Regions from separate parts of the Homo sapiens genome. Here regions 1, 3 and 4 are each linked to region 2. The links are chromatin contacts, found by Hi-C or POLR2A ChIA-PET in ENCODE. All regions are on one chromosome and are shown on one strand. Each heading gives the region's core, a stretch centred on a gene start or an enhancer-like site at or near the end of the contact. The rest is flanking DNA. Distances are from core to core; before and after follow the strand shown.

Region 1 (4,165 bases), core at 1,214-3,713, 650 kb before region 2:
GCTCAGCAAAACGGCGGGAGAAGGCAGCCTCGGCCCCGGGCCCCGCATATTGGGGGTGGGAGGCCAGGTAGAGGCGAAAACGGCGGGCAAAGTCCAGAGCCGCAGCCCGGGCGTGGGACTCACAGAACTCCCGCCAACTAGGGGGCGGGGGTGGGGGCAGCGGGGGAGACGAGGGGGAGGCCCCGTCCTCTGGGGAAGGGGCACCATTCATGATGGGCCCCAGGAGGTGGAGAGGGGGAGCCTGTGGGGCACAAAGAGGGAGGCAGCCAGAAGACGAGGGGTGGGCGGCAGCAGCTGCGAAAGGAAGAGAGAGGCACACACGAGGGTCACTGCTGAGGGCGCACCGGAGGCTGCATCCCACCCCCAGCCAGAGACGTCCGACCCTACTTCAGACTCCGCAGAGAGCAATGGGGAAGGGAGCCCAACACCTCCCTTCCCTCTCCCAGATCCTGGCACCCTGCAGGCCCCAGCCAACTGGCTCCCCAGCGTCTAACCTGCCCCGAGCCTGCCACATTTGCCCCCACTTTCCTTAGCTTTGGATCCAGCAGTAGAGGGCTTTGGAGCACCTTCCCCCTAAAAAAGGGAACTTTTCCAGATCACCCCCCCTCTACATCGGATCCTCCAATATTCATGTCACACTTCCCATGAGCCATTCTAGAGGCTCCCACTTGGTTATCTTACCTTTCCCTGAGAGGTTTCAAAGACCTCTCGAACAGATGAGGAAACCGAAGCTCAGAAAAGTTTCAGAACTCCAAGTCTACTGTTTTCCCCACTTCATAGTCCCTGTCCCCAGGGCCCGGCTGGGCCAGCCTCAGCCATAGCACCTCACCGCCCCAGCTCGCAGGGGGCTAGAGAGGAGCTGGGATTCTAGACCTTAGAGAGCCTGCCTCACGCATCTTAGGGTCCAACTCTTTGGAGGGGGCCGATTCATTAATGAGGATGGATGCATGATGGACCAAAACAGTAATTGTCTTGAAAGCTGACCCCAGAGTCCAGCACCCACGCACTGCGTGAAGGAGATGTGAAATAGCTACAGCCCACTTCTTTGGTATCCCTTCAGTCTGGGGCCAGAGGCCGCAGGGGCCCCAGAGGAGAAACTGGGTTGGCTCAGGTCAAGTCTTTGCTGGCCTCACGTAAACAAAACATCACAGGGAGAGCTGGGGCCCTAGGATTTTTCACCTTCCTCTTCTCCCACTGGGGAGTATGCCCTAAAGGCAGGTTAGCCTTCTGGTTAAGGCCATGGACTTGAGTCAGACCAGGGCTCAAACCACCTTATGAGCACCCAGTCCAGCCACCTTATGAGCGATGTTATCTTGAACAAATTCCACGTCCTCTCTGAGCCTCCGTTTTTCTATCTGTTAAACAAAGCTAATGATCCCTCCCCTCGAAATGTTGAGAGAATTACATGGAATGGGGTATGTCAGCGCTGAACGCAAAGTAAGCATCCGCTGAACGACTGCCATTGTTACTATCTTCATGTGGGAGAAGAATATTATTGTTCCAATTTTCTAAAATAGAAATTAGAGAAAGGAGGAGCCCTCTCAAGGTCTTACAACTAGAAAGTGGCAGAGCTGGGTGTGGAATTTACAACCCTTGGCTCTTGTTAGCGCTCCTCCCGCCACGCAATACTGGAAGGTGACAGCCCCAGGACTGGGGCCAGAGCAGCTCAGGAAAGCCTCCCCAAACCCTCAGCGACCTCAGACTCCTGTTCAAACCTACAGCCAGGCTGTAAGTCGGTGAACCCTCCCCTTCCTCCTGGGCCTCGACCCTACAAGCTCAGATGGCTCCAACCGCAGGGACAACTCCAAACCAACGAGAAACAATCAGGAGATGCAGGAGTCATGGAGCACGGGGGAACCCAGCCAAGAAGTGCAAACCAATCTCCAGCCAGCGGCCACCTCGGCTCACACAGGCCCACCCAATCCTCCGCACCGCAGACAGACCCAGCCCCCTTCAGGCCCGCTGACCCTGCGACTCCTAAGCTGGTGACTCAGTTTCTCTTCTGCCAAGCAGGACTCAGACACATTTTCCCGGTGCACCTGCCTCCTGGCTCAGTTCTGATATTTCCCGAAGGGCGGGAGGTGGAGGGTGCAGGCTCCGCTCTCGGCTCGGACCCTCCGGGCCCGGTGGTCCATATACTCCGATCCGACCCTACTCCCTGGACACCCCCCAGCCGCCCATTTTCCGGGGCCGCATCCACCTCGGGACCAGCCCTGTCTGCTGCACTCTCCGGGGCCGAGTGCCTCTCCAGCCCCCGGCCCTCCACGCCCACCCCCACCCAGGAATCCTCTCGGGCGCCAGGGCCGGGTCGCGGAGAGGGAAAAGGTACTTGAAGAGGGGGGTTCCGGTTCCGGTCCCACCTGCATCTCGGTCCCCGAGGTTAGCTCCGGCGGCGGCGGCGGCGGCGGCGGCTCCCGCTCCCTGCGCCCCCACCCACTACGCGACGAGCGCCCAGCCCGGTTCCGCGCAGGCGTCAGGACCCCCTTTCCCGTCGCTGAAGGAAGAGACCATAGAGAACAGCGGCGGGAGGGAAGGGCACCTTCATACTTACTTCCGCCATCCTCCCACTCGGCGCCGACCCCAGGAGACCGAAGACGGTGTGAATCTCGTAGGGCTTCAGTGCCTTCTCCAGTTGCACCTAAAAGCGACCACAGACGCAGCGGGGGAAGTGCTTGGATCCCACCAGAGCGTCCTCCCGGAGGAAATTCGGGACAAAGGGGCGATGTCGACCATAGAGAACCGGCCTTAGGGGATAGAGTCCCAGGGCCCGGCTGAGGGCTAGAGTAGCCGCCGAGCACCGGAAACCAGCGAGATGATGAGGCTGTGTGAACGGCCCGCTGCAGCCTAGAGCGCCGGCCCCGCTGTGGAGGGGCACGCGGACAACGCCACCAAGGAGCTGAGCGAGGAAAGAAGCGGGTGACCTTGGGGAGGCCCTGCGGGGAGGCGGAGCCTGAACTTACGACCTTGGTTTATCTGAGGAAAGGGGCAGGCGGTCCAGGAGTTTGCATCTCTGAGGCTGGAGATGAAGATGGTGGTAGTGGTGGGGGAGGGGGTGGGTAGAAATAATGAGGTCAGGGCCGGGCGCAGTGGCTCATGCCTGTAATCCCAGCACTTCGGAAGGCCGAGGCAGGTGGATCACCTGAGGTCAGGAGTTCGAGACCAGCCTGGCCAACATGGTGAAACCCCGTCTCTACTAAAAATACAAAAATTAGCCGGGCATGGTGGCGCGCGCCTGTAGTCCCAGTCCCTCCGGAGGCAGAGGCAAGAGAATAGCTTGAATCCGGAAGGCAGAGATTGCGGTGAGCCGAGATGGCGCCACGGCACTCCAGCCCAGGCAACAGAACTAGAATCCCTATTTTAAAAATAGAAAAAAAAAAAATGAGGTCAGGGCCGGGAGCGCTGGCTCACGCCTGTAATCCCAGCCCTTTGGGAGGCCGAGGCGGGCGGATGGCTTGAGGTCAGGAGTTTGAGACCAGCCTGACCAACATGGTGAAACCCCGTCTGTACTAAAAATACAAAAAATTTAGCCGGGCGTGGTGGCAGGCGCCTGTAATCCCAGCCCCTTGGGAGACCGAGGCAGGAGAACAGCTTGAACCCGGGAGGCAGAGGTTGCGGTGAGCCGAGATGGCGCCACGGCACTCCAGCGCGGGCAACAGAGCTAGACTCCCTATCAAAAAAAAAAAAAAAAAAAAAGAATTGAGGTCAAGGCCGGACGCAGTGGCTCACGCCTGTAATCCCAGCACTTTGGGAGGCCGAGGCGGGCGGATCACTTGAGGTCAGGAGTTTGAGACCAGCCTGACCAACATGGTGAAACCCCATCTGCAATAAAAATACAAAAATTTTAGCCGGGCTTGGTGGCAGGCGCCTGTACTCCCAGCTACTTGAGAGGAGGCTGAGGCAGAAGAATCACTTGAACCCCAGAGTCGGAAGTTGCAGTGAGCCAAGACTGCGCCACTGCAATCCAGCCTGGGCAAAAGAGCGAGACTCCATCTCAAAAATAATAACAATAATAATAATGAGGTCAATTCCAGACGTGCTTTTGGGACGTCTGTGGGCATATAGTCTGGAGCTAAGAAGAGACATCAAGGCCAGTTAGAGAAATCGAGAACAATTAAAGTACGGAGGGTAGTTGAAAGCATGAGCACAGTGAGATCCTCCACCCATC
Region 2 (4,237 bases), core at 1,073-3,572:
ATGGCCTGGCGCGGTGGCTCATGCCTGTAATCTCAGCACTTTGGGAGGACGAGGCGGGTGGATCACCTGAGGTCGGGAGTTTGAGACCAGCCTGACCAACATGGTGAAACCCCGTCTCTACTGAAAATACAAAAAATTAGTTGGGTGCGGTGGTGGGCTCCTGTAATCCCAGCTACTTGGGAGGCTGAGGCAGGAGAATTGCTTGAACCCAGGAGGCGGACGTTGCGGTGAGCCGAGATCATGCCATTGCACTCCAGCCTGGGCAACAAGACCGAAACTCTGTCTCATTAAAAAAAAAAAAAAAGTGCTTGAGGCTGGGAGTTTGAGGCTGCAGTGAGCCATGATCATGTCACTGCAACAGAGTGAGACCCTTTCTCCAAAAACAAACAAACAAACAAACAAACAAAAAACTAAAAAACCCCTGAAAGCTATTGCTTTCAGTGGTAAAGTGTTGTATCAGTGGTTCTCCAAATGTGGTATCTAGACCTGCAGCATCAGCTTCATTTGGGAGCTTGTTAGAAATGCAAATTATTCAGCCCCATCTCAAACCTACTGGATGGGAAAGTCTATGAGTGGAGCGAGTAATCTTTGTTTTAACAGTCCTTCTGGGTGAATTGATTCAGATCACACTGAGGTTTGACAGGAAAGAAAAATAGCTCAGGGAAGTCTGAGTTATGTGAAGTATGCAAAATTTGTCAGGTCCACTGAGACTTGTGTATGGGAGTTCGGGCACACTCCCACCTCCACATGCTCGGGGACAATTGTTTAAAGATATTTTGTTCCAGACTAGCTGCCTCCCCCATTTCCTTCAGGTTCCTGAAATTTGTGATACAAAGAACAATGTATAGGCAATAGCTTATGTTATTTTTTCCCCCTTTCTCATCATTCCTATTCAACCTTATGTTATGCCTCTTTTTTCCTTAGAAACCCACTTGAAGCCAGGCGGGAGGGCTCACGCCTGTAATCCCAGCACTTTGGGAGGCCGAGGCTGGCGGATCACCTGAGGTCGGGAGTTCAAGACCAGCCTGGCCACTATGGTGAAACTCCGTTTCTACTAAAAATAAAAAAAATAGCCGGGCATCATGGTGGGTGCCTGTAGTCCCAGCTACTCGAGAGGCTGAGGCAGGATAATCGTTTGAACCCGGGAGGCGGAAGTTGCAGTGAGCTGAGATTGCACCATTGCACTCCAGCCTGGGCGACAAAGCGAGACTCCGTCTCAAACAACAACAACAACAAACTACACTCTAGTCTGGGCGACAGAGCAAGACCCTGTCTTAAAAACAAACAAACAAACAAGGAAACCCCATTTGTAACTGCCACTAATTGGACTATACTTCTGGTGGGCCATCTTCAAGCTTCGGGCTTGAATAAACCCTATACTTAAATACTATTTTCTCAATCTCGTTATTTAAGGTTGACAAGGGCCATTGGGTTACATAGATTTGCTCCAATCTATGTAGTAGGCACACCCGCGGGCTCAACCTCAGCTGTTTGGGATAGTTTCCTGACTGTTTCTTAAAATTAGCACTTTCAGCCTGGCTGGATGACTCATACCTGTAATCCCAGCACTTTGGAAGGCTGAGGCAGGAAAGCTGCTTGAGCCCAGGAGTTCCAGACCAGCCCAAGCATCAAAAGGAGGCCTCACCTCTGCAAAAAATAAAAAAATTTAGCTGGGCATGGTGGCGCACCAGGAGGTTGAGGCTGCAGTGAGCCATGATTGTGTTACCGCACTCCAGCCTGGGCAACAGAGCAAGAACCTGTCCCCAAAAATAAAACAAAATAAAGATGAGCACTTTCACGAGTAAAGTGGATTGGAGGATGGGAACAGGAATCCAACACATTCTCTGCCTCTCTCAGCACCTTGGCTATCGAAGTTACGTTTATCTCCCCTGTCCTAGCATCCACAGCAGGGCCTGGAATATAGTCGGGCAAGAGTGTGTGGACTGCATGAATGTAAGCTCCATAGGGCCGCGTGTCGTCACGCTGCCAGCTCGATGCTCCGCCCGTAAAAGGCACTCACTAAAATTTTAGCGGAATGAATGGGCGAAAAAAGCGAAAGGGAAACCACGCCTTTACTAAAATGGCAGCCCGGGCTCCCTTTACCAAGATGGCTGCCGGCCCGCGTGGACGCACGGGCGGTGGGCGCAGGGGGCGGGGCAAGAGAGGGCGTGGTAAGAAGGCGGGGCCAGTGGGAGCCGTCAGGTGCAGCCCCGCCCTCCGCCCTCCGCCCGCTCCCCCCGCTCGCCCCGCTCGATTCCGGATTGGTCCGGTTCCAGCGCCGCAGCCCGGCGGCCGCGCTGTGGGGCCGCCCGGCGCTCGCCACTTCCGGCGCGTTGGGGCTGTTGGTCGGGGGCGGCCGCGCGGTACTAGCGGGCGGCTCCAGGGCGGGCGCGCGCAAGGATGCTCTAGGGGGCGGCGGCAGTGGCCGTGTGGGTTGAGGCTGCGAGGACAGCGCGGGCCCCCGGGCCTCTCCCCTGAGCCGGCCGCCTGGGCCGCGCGGTCGAGGCCTGTCAGCCTCCGCCCGTTCAGCCTCGGGGCCGGGGCCGCCGCCACCTCTGCCCGCGGAGGCCGGGGAGCCCCTGCCTGGGCCCGCAGCCTCCCCCGCGGGGGTCGGGCCCGGGCGGGGGTCCCGAGCAGCTGCCCTCCTCGCCGGCATCCGAGCCTCATTTCCTGCTTTTTCAGTTTCCTTGGGGAGGGGCGGGTGGGTCTGGATGAATTGTCTCGGGGTCCCCCGATGAGGCGACCCGGGCGGCCCTGCCCTTTTTAGAGGGTCCCCTCGGGGCCCGGTGGGGAAGGGGTTGTCTTTGCATGGGTGGGGGACTTCCCGAGTCTGCCGGGACCATGACCTGAACTGTGCGAGCGGGACGTGTCCGAAGCCCAAGAACCAGCTCATCTGAGCCGCCCCCTCCCCGGCCAGCATGGTAAGTGGAATTGGAGCCCCCTTCCCTCCTGGGGTGCCCTACCGGAAGGGTGGGAATGGGCCCCGGGGCTGCTGAGCCATCGCTGCTCTCCCCATGGCGGGGAGAGGCGCGTGCGGAGCCTGGCCGGTGACACATGCGTGCAGAGTGTGCAGCCCCGGCCCTGCGCTCCCATCCCCCCAGGGATGATGGCTCAGGCCTGGGAGGGCCCTGGGAGCGCAGCAGGCACAACCCTTGCATCTGGTGTTTGCCTCCTGCAGCTCCTCCGGATAATAACTATCGTTTATTGAGGGCTTACTACTTGCCAAGGCCCTGCGCGAAGTGATTGACAGTGCAGTAGTATTTAATGATCACACCAGCCCTCTGTTCGGAAGTGGGGAGACTGAGGCACGGAGCAATTAATTCCCCAGCTCAAGGTCAAGCGACTTTTTAACAGTGTTAAGATTTGAACCTAGGCATCTGACTTTGAACCTAGGCATCTCTAATACACTTAGAGAGCTGGGTGATTGTAGGAGAAACATCTCATCTAGCTGTAGGTTTATATATGAGGAAACAGAGCGATTTACAGAGGTCACTTGCACAGGTGATGGCAAAGTCAGGAATGGTCGTGATCTTTTGACACTGAGGCTGCTATTCTACATGCTCTGATCTCTGCTGAAGCTACCTTCCACGTTTTCTAGACCGATACTTTCAATACTCCCCTAAATGTGTGTACTCACATCTCTTTGTGTATCCACATCTCCACGTTTTCTAGACCGATACTTTCAATACTCCCCTAAATGTGTGTACCCACATCTCTTTGTTAAGCATTTGCCTTTTTGCTCTTGTAATTATTTCTGAGCCTTATCTGTCTATTGCGGTATACACAGCTCCTTCAAAGACCAAATTGTTTGAACCCTTATCTGCTCCAGCTCCTGGCACATAGTAAGCCCTTGGTAAGTACTGGATCACCTAGCCTGTGGTTGAGCACCTCGAGGAGTGGAGCTGTTCTCCTCAGTTTCACCCATTTTACCCCTGCCAAGTTAGTGGTATAATAGAGAAAGGGACATAGCTGCATCTTTTGTGATACAGACCTTAAGGCCTGTGGAATTTTCGAAACATTCAAGGGGCCTGTGGGTAGTGTGTAGGTCCTGAGATATGGAGCTTACAACCAGCTGGGTAAAGTACACCATTAATGCTGAGCAGCACCGTACAGTATATGCTATACGTATAGTGTATGTGTTTTATTTTTATTTGTTTTGAGACAGGGTCTTGCTTTGTTTCCTAGGCTGGAGTGCAGTGGCACGTTCATGGCTCACTGCAGCCTCGACCTCCTGGGC
Region 3 (3,977 bases), core at 312-2,811, 740 kb before region 2:
CAAAGAACTTGCTGCAGATGTAACAAGATGTCACAGATTCTCAACACCTTACCGCCTCCTGCCCCGCCCAGGACTACAGAATCAGCATCTCTTCAGGTGGCACCAGAAATGTATACATTAATACATTCTATGCTTGTTAACAATCCAGCTCCTGTGGCTGGGATGCAGGAGTCCCCTCTCCCACGCTCTTCCCTTGAGCCTCAGGAGACAACTGACTGCAGGAATATAAACCCCAGGAATTCTCTTAAGAGAAGCCAGCGGCTGCGTGCCTCTCCCTGGAGGCCCTCCCTTACCTTCCTCATCCCCTGGAGGGTAGAGTTTCAGGAGGGATAGATCATCTGGGATAAGGCGAAGGCTGCTTTTAACCTGCAAAGACAAAGAAGGGAGAGGGGTCAGGCCCAAGTCCTTCCCCTACCGAAAGAAAAAATTGGGGGTAATTCTTCCCTGACACCCAGCTCCCAAATCCTCCCTAAGATCGTGGACACCTTGGCCCTCTCCTGGCAACCTAGAAGTCCAGCTTCCCCAGGATTCAGAATGGAAGTACCCTTCACCCTTTCCTCCATCTGCCTAAGACACTCTGAAATGTATGCTTCCTTGCCCTTTTTAACTAGGTTACTAGCCGCCCCTCTACCCCTGACTCTTAGGGACTCTCAGCCCATTGCTCACACGACCATCGGGGGACCCCAGCCTCTGGAGCCGCCCAGTCCTCTCTGAACCCGCATGGACCCCAACCCCCAATACTGCAGCTCCCTGGCTTCATTTGCCATGGACCCCAACCTCAAAATCCAACGGCCCCAGGTCCTCCCAGTCCCTCTCCAAAATCTCAGGAATCCCAGCTCTTCAGCCTCCCTGTGCCCCCAAGACTCTAGCTCCTAGGAATCCTAAACTTCCAACGCATCCCACCCTCCTTCACCACCCCAGTCTGCAGAAAGTCCCGGAGCCCTGCCTCTCCCTGCCTCCAACACCCTAACGCCCGAGGACCAGCCCCAGAACGCCAGCCTCAACACCCCTATAGCCCTACCCTCCCCGAACGCCGGCCCCTCCCTGGAGGCCAAGCCCTTGGCCCTTCCGCCGGTCCCCTCCCCGGGACCGGGCGCACCTTCCCCGAGTACACCGGAACCAGCGGCGCCTCCCCCGGATCCAGCACCAGCCGCCGCCGCCGCCTGACCGGCTCCCGCGGGGGTCCTGCGGGCCGCCTGTCCTCCCCTTCGCTGTCACTGTTGCTGTTATCCCGGGACGCGACCGGCCCCGGGGGCTCCGGGGGCTCCACCTCAACCTCGTCCGCGGCACCGCGAGCGGTGGCGACCTCCAGAATTTCCTCATCGCTGTCGGTGACCAAGTCCACAGACACTACGTCCAGCGTGCCCCGGGATGGAGACCGCTGGGCCCGAGGACGCCGGCCCCGACCGCCCCAGCCGCCCCGACCCCCTCGGCCGGCACCGCTACCTCCGGACCAGCGGCCCCGCTTCCCCACAGGCTCCGCCATGGCACACTTTCCTCCACAACACACGCCCGCCTCCTCTCGCCTCGCCCCGCCCCCTTCAGCGACTTTCGCCTTGCATTGGACAAACAGCCTGCTCGTCAGCAACTCTTCGCGCCCCACGCGCGGGATCCGCCTTCCCGCCTTTTCATTGGTCTCTGTACCCGCTCATCATGCGCCCACCTCTGAAACCAAGGCGCCAAAGATTCCAATCACCTCGGCACAATCACCGTAGCTTTCGATTCAGTCGGCCTCACCCATTGGCTGGGCCACCTCTCCACAGACGAGCCTCTCCCGGACCCGCCCAACCAAGACAACCGTCTTCCGGCTTGGTTAGTCGCAGGGCATCCTGGGAAATGTAGTCCTCGAGCGGTAAGGTTTCCGGGAGAAGGAAGGCGGGCCTGGAATTCCCTGTGGAAACCGCGGATTTAACCAGGCGCGGTGCCTCACGCCCGTAATCCTGGCACTTTGAAAGGCTGAGGCGGGCAGATTGGTTGAGCTCAGGAGTTTGAGACCAGCCTGGCCAATGTGGCGAAACCGCGTCTCTACTAAGAATGCAAAAATTACCCGGGCGTGGTGGCACCCCTCTGTGGTCCCAACTACTCAGGAGGCTGAGGTGGGAGTTTCGCTGGAGCCCGGGAGGCGGAGATCGCACCACTGCACCCCAGCCTGGGTGACAGGGCGAGACCCTGTCTCAAAAATGCTTTAAAGAAATAATAAGGCTGGCCGCGCGCGGTGGCTCACGCCTGTAATCCCAGCACTTTGGGAGGCCGAGGCAGGCGAATCACGAGGTCAGAAGTTCAAGACCAGCCTGGCCAACACGGTGAAACCCCGTCTCTACTAAAAATACAAAAATTAGGCGGGCGTGGTGGCGTGCGCCTGTAATCCCAGCTACTCAGGAGGCTGAGGCAGGAGAATTGCTTGAGCCCGGGAGGCAGAGGTTACAGTGAGCCAGATCCTGCCGCTGCACTCCAGCCTGGCCGACAGAGCGAGACTCTCTCTCAAAAAAAGAAAGAAAGATAGAAATAATAAGGCTGGGCGTGGTGGCTCACGCCTATAATCCAGCACTTTGGGAGGCCGAGGTGGGCAGATCACCTGAGGTCAGGAGTTCGAGACCAGCCTGACCAACATGGTAAAACCCTGTCTCTACTAAAATACAAAAATTAGACAGGCGTAGTGGCAGGCGCCTATAATCTCAGCTACTCGGGAGGCTGAGGCAGGAGAATCGCTGGAACCCAGGAGGCAGAGGTTGCACTGAGCCAAGATTGTACCACTGCACTCCAGCCTGGGCAACAGAGTGAGACTCCATCTCAAAAAAAAATCTTATGTATTTATTTATTTTTAAATTTTATTTTATTCATTTATTTAATTTTATTTATTTATTTATTTTGAGATGGAGTTTCGCTCTTATTGCCCAGGCTGGAGTGCAATGGCTCGATCTCGGTTCACTGCAACCTCTGCCTCCCAGATTCAAGCAATTCTCGTGCCTCAGTCTCCAAGTAGCTGGGATTGATTACAGGCGTGCACTACCATGCCCAGCTAATTTTGTATTTTTAGTGGAGATGGGGTCTCACCATGTTGGTCAGGCTGGTCTTGAACTCCTGACCTCAGGTGATCCACCCCCCTCCGCCCCCGCCTTGGCCTCCCAAAGTGCTGGGATTACAGGCGTGAGCCACTGCGCCCGACTATTTATTTTATTTTTTTCTTTTTCTTGATTCGGAGTTTTGCTCTGTTGCCCAGGCTGGAGTGCAATGGTGCGATCTCAGCTCATTGCAACCTCCACCTTCAGGGTTCAAAGGATTCTCTTGCCTCAGCTTCCCGAGTAGCTGGGATTACTGTTGCCTGCCACCTTGCCCAGCTAATTTTTGTATTTTTAGTAGAGACGGGGTTTCACCATGTTGCCCAGGCCGGTCTTGAACTCCTGACCTCAAGTGATCCACCTGGCTCGGCCTCCCAAAGTGCGGGGATTACAGGTGTGAGCCACAGCACCCAGCCTGGCATATGTAAATCTTCATGATGGCTACATAAGCCACTTGCCAGTCTCCAAATTCAGGAATTCAAGGACCTGGGAGCCCTGACGAAATGCCGTCGTCAAGGCAGTTAGCTCTCTTGTCTCCCATTTCCCCTAGGAGGGAAAAGCTTGGCTTCAGTCTTGCTCCAAGATGCAGGCTACCTCCTGTCCTAAAGATATGAAAAGTTTGTGTCTACTCACCCCTACCATACAAGCCAATTCAATAACACAGGTGGTCACCCCACTTACCATCATAAAGTTAGACTGGGGCCAGGCGTGGTGGCTCACGCCTGTAATCCCAGCACTTTGGGAGGCCGAGGCGGGTGGATCACTTGAGGTCAGGAGTTCGAGACCAGCCTGGCCAACATGGTGAAACCCCATCTCTACTAAAATACAAAACAAAATTAGCTGGGCATGGTGGTGTGCGCCTGTATTCCTAGCTACTTGGGAGGCTGAGGCAGGAGGATCAGTTGAACCCAGGAGGTG
Region 4 (3,960 bases), core at 1,193-3,692, 760 kb before region 2:
CAGCCTCCCAAGCAGCTGGGACTACAGGGGCGTGCCACCACGCCCAGCTAATTTTTGTATTTTTAGTAGAGATGGGGTTTCACCATGTTAGCCAGGATGGTCTCAATCTCCTGATCTCGTGATCCACCCGCCTCGGCCTCCCAAAGTGCTGGGATTACAGGTGTGAGCCACAGCGCCTGGACTGTTTTCTGTTACATAACACTTATCCCTATGGGAAAACTGTCCCACTTTAGTTTAGCGTTTTACTGGCTGTTGCTGCCTCATGCATAGCGTACTATCAGCTCCCAAGGCAAGGTCCTTGCCTGTATTGGCCATGACTGTGTTTCTTTCACTTACTTAACACACAGCCTAGTGCAAAACAGGTGCTCAATAAGCATGTGAAGAGAGTGAATAAATCCGGCTGCCTAGAAAGAGCTGCTGCTCTAACTCAACAACTCTTCAGAGGTTTGAAGACCTTGCCCTATGATCCCATTCTCATTGCTCCAGACTTCACCTCAAATACCTCCAGTTCCTCATTGGCCTGGAGTAGAGAAAAGAACACTGCAAGACCTGGTTTCAAATTCCTGTTCCGCCTCCAACTGGTGGTGTGACCCTGGGCAAGTCTTAACTCTTCTCCAAGCCTCAGTTTCTTTATAAGCTGTAGATATCACTACCTACTTCCTCTATAAAATAGGAACAGTAACACCTATTTTTGACTGATAGAAGGATTAGAAGACAAGGGGCATAAAAGTTCTTCGCAAAGTCCTACAGGTGTAATCATCACTTCCTCCAGGCCTGGCACACAATGAGTACTCAGAAATGGTTGAGAAATGAATGAAGGATGGAAGGAAGAAAAAGGGCTTGGCTCTAGCTTTGCCTCTCCCACAAGTCCCAAAGTTGTGAACAAGTAAAACACACCTCTCCCCATTCCAGACACCCTCTCCTGCCTTTACTTATTTATTTATTTATGAGATGGAGTCTCGCTCTGTCACCCAGGCTGGAGTGCAGTGGTGCGATCTCGGCTCACTGCAACCTCTGCCTCCCGGGTTCAAGTAACTCTCATGCCTCAGCCTCCCAAGTACCTGGGATTACAGGCGCTCGCTACCATGCCTGGCTAATTTTTGTATTTTTAGTACAGATGGGGTTTCGTCATGTTGACCAGGCTGGTCTTGAACTCCTAACTTCAAGTGATCCACTCATCTTGGCCTCCCAAAGTGCTGGGACTACAGGCGTGAGTCACCACACCCAACCCTCCTGCCATTATTTACTGGGTGTCTACCATGTGCCAAACACTGCACTAGGCCCTTCACAGACAATCTTTTAGTTAATCTTCACATCAGTCCTAAGAGATGATTCGTGTTATTACTTGTTCCATCTTATAGACAAGGAAAATGAGGCTTAGAGAGGTTGAGTGCCTTGCCTACCATCACACAATAAGTGGAAGAGCTGAGATTTAAACCCAGGTCTGTCTTCACCTGGGTGAAGTTATACTTAGTTATACTAAACTGACTCCCTCTTTAAATGTGGTGTCCCGCTGACCCCCGAGCAACATCAGGGCCATCACCTCCCCTAACTGGCCACAAAACCTCCATTAATGAGCCCCTAGACAGGCCAGCGCGTGGCCCCACTTGAGACAGAACAGAAGGAGGAGCGGCTGTGTGACCAGGAGTGGTCCCCACTCACCGGTCTGGATGAGCCCAGAGCTACTGTCCCCGATGTTGAAGAACTGCTCGATGTCGGGAAGGACGCCTGAGGAGAAAATTCAGGATGGTCCGGCAAAGCAGCGCCACCCTCGGGACCCTGGCTCCCCTCTCCTAGACTATCTTCCTCCCAGAAGTGAGTCCCTACCAGCCACGGTGAAGCGGTCCATGTAGTTCAGGAGATTGATGTAGCACAGCACCGCCACTATGAGAGCCGAACGGCCGGGAGACAGGCCGGTGATGCGCTGCAGCCCCTCCTGGTCCGGGACCTCGGGCTCCTCGGACTTCGGGTTCCCCGTGGACCCTGGCAACCCCGGGGTGCCAGGCACTGGCCCGTCGTCCGGGTCATCCGCCTGGCTGAGGAAGGGCGCGGTGTCGGACCCGGCCATGGTCCCGGGGGGCCGCGCCCGCCCGCGCTCCGGTCCCACCGACGATCCCACCTGCGAGGGGAGGAGGCTGGAGAAAGGAGGATGGACCGAACACAGGCGAGGGAAGTGCGCCCGGAGACGGGGAGCTTGCCCTGAAGCACAGAGCACCACTGAGAAGGGACCCGGGCCCTGTCACGCCTCCCCGTCTCAGTAGACACACAGCGCGGAGGGGACGTGCGGAATACACGTGATGTCGGGGACAGGAGCGGGCTGAAGAGGGCACGATCCCACGCGGAGGCCACCCCTCACCCGGGGTAGGAGCCCGCTGCACTTGCTGTCGCTCAGCCCGGGCGCTGCACCACGGCAGCCGCCATGTTGCTTAAAGCCGGTCATGTGACGCGGGAGCCAGGGTGGAAGGGGTCCCCGCGGGCAAGCCTTCGACACGTGACCTGCCACCCGACTACGGAAGCCTCTTGGGCGTTCCGCCCGGGCTCACATGTCATGTGACGGCCGGCCGGTCGCCGGAGTAACCAGGAACTTTCCCAGACCCTGCGGTCCCTGGAGCGTCAAAAAGAGCGTCCCCGTGACTAGGTGGAGTCGCCTGCCCTTCCGAATCTCAGCTGTCTTATCTGGAACCCCCACGTGGCAGACTCCATCTTCATCAAACGGGATAATGGGGTCTCAAAAGGTTTTGGAAGTAGTAGATACCTCTAAAAGCCAAGGAGCAGCCCTAGTTCTCGGGAACCATCCTGTCTTCCTCCCAGGGTCTGGTTGGCGGCTTTTTACTCTCAATAAAGGATGGATGGATGGATGGATAAATGGATGGATGGAGCTTGAGCAGCGCGATGGATGGAGGATTGGAGGGACGGAGGGATGGACGGACGGACGGATGGAGCTTGAGCAACGCCCCGCCCTTTGTTGAGATTCCCCAACCCTGCTAGCCTTGTAAACTCCTGAGCCTTCACCGTGGACACTTAAATACCTATTAAAGGAAGCGTCTCCACCCGCCGCTCCTGGAGCATATTTTTCCTCACTCCAATCGGGATTGGAGCCCTTGCGCCCTCCGGTGGGCTTTTGTAGGGCAGGCAGGAGCTCCTAGCCTAAGGAGACTCCCAGCTGCAGGACTAGGGTCAAAGGGATAACTTGGGAGTGGTTCTTTAGTGGCACCCTATAATCTCCAAGCTACATCTAATAAAGCACTCTAAGTAAAATTAGTATAGTTCTGTGCAAATACAGCTTCAAGACCCATCTTTCAACCAGCCCTTAAAGGCCCTCTACTGAAATCCTGGAATCTCGTGGGGAGAGCATCCCCCAACCCCAAAACGCCTTGTTAGAAACTATTTCGAGTCCGAATACCCATAATTGGCTTTAACCCCCCCCCCCCCCCCATATTAGGTGCCTCGTGTTTCAGAACCTTAAGCTTGGTTTCCCCTGGCGGACAGGAACTTCAGGTTGCAGGCATTTAATTCCCTCAACAAGATATTATTGAACATGTATGTGCCTGGCATTTTACCAGGTTTCAGGGAAAGGCAGACTTACTCCCTTCCCTCGTGGAGCTTATCTAGAGAGTGATACGCATTGTAAATTGCACCTCTGAAGTGAAAAGGCAAGCCACAGGTTGAATGAAAATATTTACAAAGCATCTATCTGCCAAAGGACTTGTATCCATGTAAAGAACTCTTTTTTTTTTTCTTTCTTTCTTTTTTTGGAGACAGACGCTTGCTCTGTCACCCAGGCTGGAGCTGGAGTGTAGTGGCGGGATCTCGGCTCACTGCAACCTCCACTTCCGGGGTCCAAGCGATTCTTGTGCCTCAGCCTCCCAAGTAGCTGGGATAACAGGCACGTGCCACCACACCCGGCTAATTTTTTGTATTTTTGGTAGAGATGGGCTTTCAGCAGGTTGGCCAGGCTGG

The links. A loop is a pair of places that touch in the nucleus more often than their neighbours do. ChIA-PET counts read pairs that join two places held with the same protein, here RNA polymerase II (POLR2A). Pooled maps may share reads with other maps.
Region 1: a map of naive thymus-derived CD4-positive, alpha-beta T cell shows a loop between it and region 2 (10-fold over the local background). The contact joins the promoter of SH2B1 here to the promoter of XPO6 in region 2. A Hi-C loop is called at or near these places in 1 of 168 maps with a recorded cell type or tissue (naive thymus-derived CD4-positive, alpha-beta T cell), 1 of 37 single-sample maps with no recorded cell type and 11 of 50 pooled maps.
Region 3: a loop to region 2 is called in a map of CD8-positive, alpha-beta T cell, with 4 times the contacts of the local background. The contact joins the promoter of NFATC2IP here to the promoter of XPO6 in region 2. A Hi-C loop is called at or near these places in 1 of 168 maps with a recorded cell type or tissue (CD8-positive, alpha-beta T cell) and 11 of 50 pooled maps. POLR2A ChIA-PET finds 5 or more read pairs at or near these places in 1 of 52 experiments (activated naive CD4-positive, alpha-beta T cell).
Region 4: a loop to region 2 is called in a pooled map, with 9 times the contacts of the local background. The contact joins the promoter of SPNS1 here to the promoter of XPO6 in region 2. A Hi-C loop is called at or near these places in 8 of 50 pooled maps. POLR2A ChIA-PET finds 5 or more read pairs at or near these places in 3 of 52 experiments (HEK293T, activated T-cell and activated naive CD4-positive, alpha-beta T cell).

The regions. Positions count from the first base shown.
Region 1 is chr16:28,862,141-28,866,305 of GRCh38, reverse strand. It overlaps SH2B1 (SH2B adaptor protein 1), which reads right to left and starts at 2,463. Exons shown (of 8, transcript NM_001387430.1): 1 at 1-2,463. The coding sequence starts at 211. RefSeq lists a silencer at 2,249-2,408 and enhancers at 2,519-2,878, 2,521-3,026, 2,744-3,038, 3,319-3,388.
Region 2 is chr16:28,210,050-28,214,286 of GRCh38, reverse strand. XPO6 (exportin 6) reads left to right here and starts at 2,322. Exons shown (of 24, transcript NM_015171.4): 1 at 2,322-2,921. The coding sequence starts at 2,919. RefSeq lists a silencer at 2,085-2,574 and an enhancer at 2,204-3,202.
Region 3 is chr16:28,948,521-28,952,497 of GRCh38, reverse strand. It overlaps NFATC2IP (nuclear factor of activated T cells 2 interacting protein), which reads right to left and starts at 1,561. Exons shown (of 8, transcript NM_032815.4): 1 at 1,100-1,561; 2 at 294-366. The coding sequence starts at 1,486. RefSeq lists silencers at 1,106-1,225, 1,366-1,465 and enhancers at 1,185-1,685, 1,705-2,239.
Region 4 is chr16:28,973,260-28,977,219 of GRCh38, reverse strand. It overlaps SPNS1 (SPNS lysolipid transporter 1, lysophospholipid), which reads right to left and starts at 2,442. Exons shown (of 12, transcript NM_032038.3): 1 at 1,828-2,442; 2 at 1,663-1,728. The coding sequence starts at 2,068. RefSeq lists a silencer at 2,086-2,175, a cis regulatory region at 2,212 and enhancers at 2,128-2,297, 2,396-2,505, 2,586-2,705.